Regions from separate parts of the Homo sapiens genome. Here all the other regions are linked to region 1. A link is an interaction called in ENCODE POLR2A ChIA-PET data of the cell type or tissue named here. Cell type or tissue: MCF 10A. All regions are shown on one strand.

Region 1 (2,500 bases):
GGCAGAGCATCCTTGACCTCCTGGGCTCAAGCAGTCCTCCCACCTCAGCCTCCCAAGTTGCTGGAACCACAGGTGCACATCGGACTAATTTTTTAAAAAACCTGTAGAGACAGGGTCTTACTGTGTTACCTAGGCTGGTCTCAAACTCCTGAGCTCGAGTGATCCACCTGCCTTGGCCTCCCAAAGCAATGGGATTATAGGCATAAGCCACCACGCCCGGCCTCTGAGAAGGGTTTTAAACAGGGACAGGATCAAAGTGTTGTGGGAGCGTTGAGGACCTGATTAAATCTGGGGTAAGGAGAATCATCTGAGTTGGGCCTGAATGGAGGATGGTTTTGCTGAACAAAGAAAGGGGAGTGATAGGAAAGAGACCATAAATCTAAAAATACCAAGTGTTTTCATAGTGAGGCATAAAATGAGGTCAGGAAGGTGAGTCAGAACTAGAAGGAAGAACCCTGTGCATTAGCCTAAGGCCTTTTGAGGTTATTTCCAAGGATGTTGAGCTGAAATGTGCAACTTGATAAGATCTGGATTAGAATATAGGCAGACATATAATAGACTGGTGAGGAAGGATCCAGTCAGGAGGCTGCTGTGGGGAAGTGGAAGAAAAGACAGTCAAAAGATTAAAACAAAAAGTGGGAAAAGAGAATAAAAGTTTAAGTATACATTCTACAGTATATAAACAAAAACATCCTGAGATTAAATCATGACAGCACTGACCTAGCTGAGCTGCTGACATGCAAGCATGATGAATTTGATTTTGAGGGTTAAGAATAAGAAACACTGAGAAACAAAACTTTTCCTAATATGCCTTCTTTGGTATAAGTTCTGTTATCAATGTGCCAGTGCAAAAAATCAATCCTACCACGCTTCAGCTGAGGTGTCATCTCTTTTAAGGGTACAAACCATGTCTGCTTTATATAACAATGTCTACCCAGCACCCAGAACCATTCCTGGCATGCAGTTCCCTTTTAATCCTGTCAAGTGTAGGAATCTCTGCATGCACATGTATGCAAAATAAAACACTGCAGGTGAGTTGATATAACTCTTCCATTCTATCATTTTCATGTCGATTGAATATAATTCTGAACCATGGGTTAAGAAACATTTTGGGCCAGGCATGGTGGCTCACGCCTGTAGTCTCAACACTTTGAGAAGCCAAGGCGGGTGGATCACCTGAGGTCAGGAGTTCCAGACCAGCCTGGCCAAGATGGTGAAACCCCGTCTCTACTAAAAATATAAAAATTAGCCAGGCATAGTGAGGAGGGGTGACTGTAATCCCAGCTACTCGGGAGGTTGAGGCAGATGAATCACTTTGAACCTGGGAGGCGGACATTGCAGTGAGCTGAGATTGCGCCATTGTATTCCAGCTTGCGCAACAAGAGTGAAACTCCATCTCAGAAAAAAAAAAAAAAAAAGAAAGAAACATTTTGGCTCTTAAATGTATTATTTATTTCCTTGATGAATAACCAATGCTTAGCATGTTCTGCCTAAAAGGAATTTGTTTTCAAATTCATTTTCCCTTAAAATCAAATACTGAACCCTCTAATTAGAAATAAGCTTTTGTTCTCTGACTGTGTGTTGTTTCACAATGATCTATTCACTGTTTTATTCAGAACACAGACAACATATATGGTGCTTGCCTCCCTCACCCCCACGTGCCTGCCTTGCCAGGGGCTGGAATATATGGACATAGTAACATGCTGTCATATTCTTGAAGAAATTTCCGTCTATAAATAAGCCACTATTACTTAGAAGAAGAAGAATAGAAGGGCCCCAGGACAGAGTACCTAGCTAGGTGGAGAAATTGAAGAAGGCATCACAGAAAAGGTGTCATTTGTCCTGTAGGGTGGCAATGGGCTCTCCAGGAAGAGGAAAAAGAGAGTACTAGAGCTAGGAATGCTTGATGCTCATGTTCCAAGTGTTTTACATAAATTAACTCATCCGATCTTCATGGCAACCCTATGAGATAGTAAGTATTATGATCACACGCATTTTAAAACAGGGAAATTTTAGCAAGGAAAAGTGGACTAACGTGCCTGAGGTCAAAGGTAACAAGATGTGGAAGAACATGGCATGTTACATGAAGGGTGAGAAGCCCAAGTGGTGGGAAGGGGAGCTGCTGAGACAGGGCTGGGCCAGGTCATATGTGGCACTGTGCACCGTGTGAACAATCTGAGCTTCCCTGGGGAGGCAAGAGGAATCCAACGGAGATTTTGGGCTTTTGTCATTGTGGTAAGAAAGATGACAGTTCCAGTGTGGAAGAGGAAAGGAAAAGACTGGTGGCAGGGAAGACGGCTTGCAGGCTACTGAAGTGAAATAGTCAAGAAATAATTCAGTTAAGATCAATCAACATCCCAGTATCTATTGGGAATGTCAGGCTTGTGCCAAGAACTGGGGTACACAAAGATGACTTAGTGCGGTCCCTAGAAGAGGAAGACCCGAGTAAGTCACAATGGTGATAGAGAGGAGGGAACAAAACCCTGAATCATTTTTGAGG
Region 2 (2,500 bases), 83 kb before region 1:
ATTTTATCTAATTGTGGAAGACTTGACTTTGGGAGAAATTCTGTCATTGATTCAAGGAAAATCTAGAAAAATAATTTTATCTTGTATGTCAGTCACTTATGAAGTGATTCATTCTTTAATGTACCACCACTATGATGACTGATAACATTTATTAAACACTTAACTCTAATGCCAGATACTGTTCTAAGCCCACTGAATGTATTATCTCATCTAATTTTCCCAGTGATCCTACTGCTTACTGTTACTGTTGCAGATGGAAAAATGGAAGCACAATGATTAGAAACTTTCCCAAGATCTCCAAGTTAATTAGCAGTAGGACCAGGATTTAAACTTGGACAGTCTGAGGCTGTGGAGCTCATATTCTTAACTGCTACACTATACTGCCTTTAACAATGATTTATTTATTGGGAATCTGTTATTCTGGCAGAAGTGCAGAGTACAAAGGCAGGGTCCTAGCTCTCAAACACAATGTGGAAAATACTGAGGAGACAAACTAAAAATTGCTGTATGGGAATTAAAGAGGGCAGATAACTTCTGCTTGGAGAGAGAAAGAATAGCTATCCATAGGTTCACCATAGATTTGGTGTTCTGAACAGAACTGTGCAGACATTTCAGATCATGGTTCTATTTTTTGTTCCTTTAATCTTTTGTAATGCTTAGATTATCTAATGTATCTTCCAGTATCTTGTATCTCATAGCTTTGCTATTGGACTATCCAGAAGTGAGGGCATTGTTGGTTTCCCTTTTTATTTAGCCTGAGTAACCTCTGTCTTTAGTGACTTCAGTCTTAAATAAGAAGAATGGCATTCGTTTGGTTCGTTTGTAAATGGCCTTGGAGTTGTGCTTTGAGCTTTGTTGCTGTCATAATATTGGTCCCTTAATGTACCTAAATCCAACCAAAGTTTCTTCTAGATCCCTTTACTTCCTTGTGATTTATCTTTAGTAAATTGTGACCAGGAACTTCTCTACTTATAGTTCACCTTCCTCCACCAAATTGCTAATAAGAATGTTAAATGGCACCGTTCCCAGGACAAATCCCCGAGGCAGTGCCTCATTAGCATTTCTCTGCCCAGCTCCTAAGCAACAGAGCACTACATGGTCTGGCTTGTAGAAAACGCTTTCGTGAAGGTATGTGTGAGTTTGAATAGTCAGGCTCGACTGTTTTTGATCACTCTCCAGGAAACTGTGCTTCACTCCCATTTCATGTATTTTCAAGTTCCAGATCAGGACTTGACTTTTCTCCCCTTGAAAAACTGAACATCTGTTTATAGGCATTTCTGCTTTTCTTTTTGAATATGCAGTACATCTATATGAAATATCATCTATCCCCACTGGTTTTGCCTAAACTTGAATTTTATTTTGAAAAGATAAATGCTTTCATAATTGCTTTAATGCTCTAAAATGGTTCATCAAAGGGATTTACTATTAATAAAATTAATAACTTTGGAAAATTCCTGGAGTGCAACCTTTAAAGTCTGGATTTAAAAACTTCGTAAGAGATTTTAGATAAATTATAGACTTATGAACTGTGGTTGGGAAGGATGAAATGAGAAAGATTATCTGAGTTCTTTTGTTCTCAGTTATTTACTTTTAACCACATGTACAGAACTTCACGTACCTCTTCCCCTATATCATCTCAGCAACCTGAAATAAACACAACATGAGTGCAAGGTATTTATTACCTCATTATCAGTGAAGATTAAAAAAAATCAGTCTCTGAATATGTGGCACTATTAAGATTTGATGTTATATAAATTATCAGTCTAAGTTCATTCAACCTCAGCATTCTCTACTTAAAAATATAGAAAGGTAGCTAGGTATTCACAGTGAGTAATCATTTTGTTTCTTCTTCTATTCTTACTGTGTCCATAATTTTAAGAAAAGAATACCATTCTTTAATATTAAACAGGTTATTCCTTTTTCATCGCCATTAAATGCTTATTGTATGAATTAGTCTGTCAGTTTTTATGGGGAGCTAGTCTACTCTTGGGAACCATAAAGTGTGAAGGGAAACGACACAGCGAGTATCAATAAATGCATAATGAAATGTAAACATATACATTTTAAAACAATGCATAAATCCTTAGTAGTTAACAGATTAACTGAAGAAGCCACAGAATTACTGGAAAATGTTTTGTGAAAAAACTGAGTTTGACTTAGTACATAAAAGCAGATAATAGACATAAATTAATCAATATTGAGCATCTGTTCTGTTCTATGCCAGGAGTGTTTAAATGAACGGATGAAAGTTCCTGGGTCCTCAATTTTAAAGAGCCAGGCCTGCTGTCTTGGCAGCAGCTTGTAGCAAAGTTTGTCTTGAGGTTTGCTACTGCAAGCTTACTGTCTTACGGTAGTAAACAGGCAGTAGTGTGATGGAGGTGTGCATGAGGTACATTGTACACACAGGGAGAGAGGGCTCAGTCAGAGAACAAAGAAAAGCACTGGGAGGTCCCCTCACTCCCCCACTCCCTCCTGCTCCCATCCCCACATGAGAGAGGAG
Region 3 (2,500 bases), 380 kb after region 1:
TGAGGCTGTGCGATCCAGCTCAGGAGCCCTAACAACTAGTCTTGAAGTTCCTAAAACCAATTGCAGACAGGGAGTATGCCCAGGAACCCTGTCACAAGGCAGGACTTAGCAGTGGTGGCTGCTGGCTCCAAGCTAAATTGGATTTTGAGGGCCCGGAGTGCCTGCATTCATCCACCACCATCTCTCCATGGATATTCACTGAACCTTACATATAAGAGCCTAGTTCACTATGCATTTCTAGAATGGTGGCTATTCTTCTAAGGTGAAGGCCACATAACTGAGTTGTTTTAGAGTAAAAACTGAATCTGGTATTTATATTAGGACATTGATTTTGAGGGGACACCTGTATTTTTTATTTTTTTAATCAAATCTTACTTCTTTGTAAATTGCCCTTTGGAAGATGCGGGCATGCACAGCTCAAGGGACTCATTTCTTGCAAATTTTTAAAATGGTTTTCCAATTCAGCTGTATGTTGCTTAGTGCTGTCCTTAACAACTGCACTTCTTGATCCTGCTTCCGATGCTTCTGGTTCTTTTTAGTAACTCAGCCCATTTAAACAGACCTATCACAATATCATAGTAGGAGTGTGTGTATATATAGAGAGACAGACAGTGGAGAGTTTGTAAATTATGTGCCAGGGCTTGCTCTGAAGCCAGCTGGGTGCATGGTGGTAGCATTCTTGCTTGACTTGGTCATAGCTGTCGATGCCTTAGAGGAATAGTTTCATACCGAAACTCGTTTTCTCTTAAAAACCTCCCTCAGTTATCTCTCATTTTAGTTTGCTCTGAATCATACAGCTTAGCTAGTTGAAATGGGAACCCTGTGGAGGTGATTTGCTCAGGTTTACTCAAGTCAGTGTCTCAGAATAACTGAAAAGCTTTCTATCCTGGGAAATGTCATTCTTCAAGTCACCTGAGTGGGTCCTGAAGTCCTGTCATTGCTTTGCCAAGTTCTTTCTCCAGCCATTGGTAAACTTGACAGAGAATCAGGTAGAACTATTTTCCCCCTCGTTTCTCTGAACATTTATTGGCTTAGTGTATATGTTCTCCAGTATTGGTCCAGCCCAAAGCCCGGAGAGCTTAGGGAATGGGAATGATAGACAGTTGTTCGGAGGCTCTGTTCTCCCCCTTTCCCCAGAGAGCACTGCTCTTGGCTATGCTTTCTCAATAGCACCTTCCTTCTCCTGAGAACTTTCTGTTCAAACAACATGTATAAACCTGTGCAATCTCACTTCACAGTATCTGTCTGCATCACTCAGGGGTTTAAAAATAGTGCGCCCCAAGCAAGACTTATATTCTCATTGCCTCACATTATCAGACCAAATACAGAATTGGGTTCTGGGAGACACTCTGCAGCTTGATATTTACTCCTTCAGCCTGAAATTCACAAGGGCTGTTTTCAAAATCCATTTTGTCAGACTTCTGGGAGGGCCTTTATGAACAAAGTTATGGCAGAACAACTGAGCCTGAAAAGGAGCCAATAAATTCAGAATGAAATGAACAGTGGAGCTCAGGAAAATATGGTCTCATGAAGTTGAGGACAGAATAAAAACATGGTCTCAGAGTTGTCTCTAGAATAAGGATACTACTGGCTAATCATGACAGAGATAGAAAGTGGGCAATGTTTCCAAATAACTCAGCATGAGGGCCAGATCAGCCCAGCGTTCAGCTGACAAATTTCATGTGGCAGTGACTCCACCCTTTGCAGCTCAGCCCCACTCCTCCTTGCCCAGGCTCCTCCTTGGAATGGCTTCTCTCTGTCACATGTCACCTTGCAGCACCTCACCCAGGCTGGCTTTGGCCTTCTAAATACCCAGCCAAGTCCTAACTTTGCTCTTCATTGCTGTTTGCTTTTATCTGTGTTTTCAAATTAATTTTTCCATGGAGGTAGTTACTGAAGACACTTTATAGAAAAATAATATATAAAATCCCATATACCACAGGATATTTTGGCGGGTGAGTGAGGGCCCTTCTTCCTTCTCCACTCCTTCTCCTTATCCCCATATCTGTTTTCAACCAGGTACACTTGTGAGACTCCATTCTGTAACTCAAGGCAGAGGAAAGAGATTTTCCGGAATTAGTGGTTGATTGGAAGAGATGGGAATAAGCTCTATGTTTTCTCTAATTCTGAGATGAAGCACAAATGACAGTACTATTTCCTTGTGAGACTTAAGATTCTAGCAATGGGCAATGGTCAGAATTGAGGAGACCTTGTTGGAGCCAGGCATAATAAGCGTAGCAGCCTTGGGGGCCGTGTAAGCCATGTGTCACAGAGTGAAGGATTTGGTGTGTGGCAGGGATTCCGGAACTGGGTGGAGAGTTGGCCTTGACAATTTTTAGGGTCCCTTCTAATGTTATCCCTTGATATTGAAGTTTCTTAGTAATTTCATAATTCATGTGATTAAAAACACATTACCATAAGGTAATACTTCCATTACATGTGGGTGTTTTCTTGCAACATTGTCAAATAGATTTTAAATAACAGATCTAAAATGTGGATT

Evidence for each region. ChIA-PET counts read pairs that join two places held together with the same protein. Peaks named below come from ENCODE experiments on the same cell type or tissue, not always from the same donor. Only the 100,000 strongest peaks of a DNase experiment are listed, where the experiment ranks them.
Region 2: POLR2A ChIA-PET joins it to region 1 with 5 read pairs; 8 of 35 experiments call an interaction of 5 or more read pairs at or near these places.
Region 3: POLR2A ChIA-PET joins it to region 1 with 7 read pairs; 1 of 35 experiments calls an interaction of 5 or more read pairs at or near these places.

Annotation. Positions count from the first base shown.
Region 1 is chr6:138,409,398-138,411,897 of GRCh38, reverse strand. All of the region lies in intron 3 of HEBP2 (heme binding protein 2), which reads right to left. Among named protein-coding and RNA genes, the nearest start is that of HEBP2, 6.4 kb to the right of the region's middle. In MCF 10A, no CTCF peak of the experiment used is centred here; DNase peaks (open chromatin) are centred at 457, 1,337 and 1,647.
Region 2 is chr6:138,492,202-138,494,701 of GRCh38, reverse strand. All of the region lies in intron 2 of NHSL1 (NHS like 1), which reads left to right. Among named protein-coding and RNA genes, the nearest start is that of NHSL1, 6.0 kb to the left of the region's middle. In MCF 10A, no CTCF peak of the experiment used is centred here; a DNase peak (open chromatin) is centred at 1,061.
Region 3 is chr6:138,030,280-138,032,779 of GRCh38, reverse strand. All of the region lies in intron 1 of LOC105378021 (a long non-coding RNA gene), which reads left to right. Among named protein-coding and RNA genes, the nearest start is that of PERP, 76 kb to the left of the region's middle. In MCF 10A, no CTCF peak of the experiment used is centred here; DNase peaks (open chromatin) are centred at 699, 1,229 and 1,709.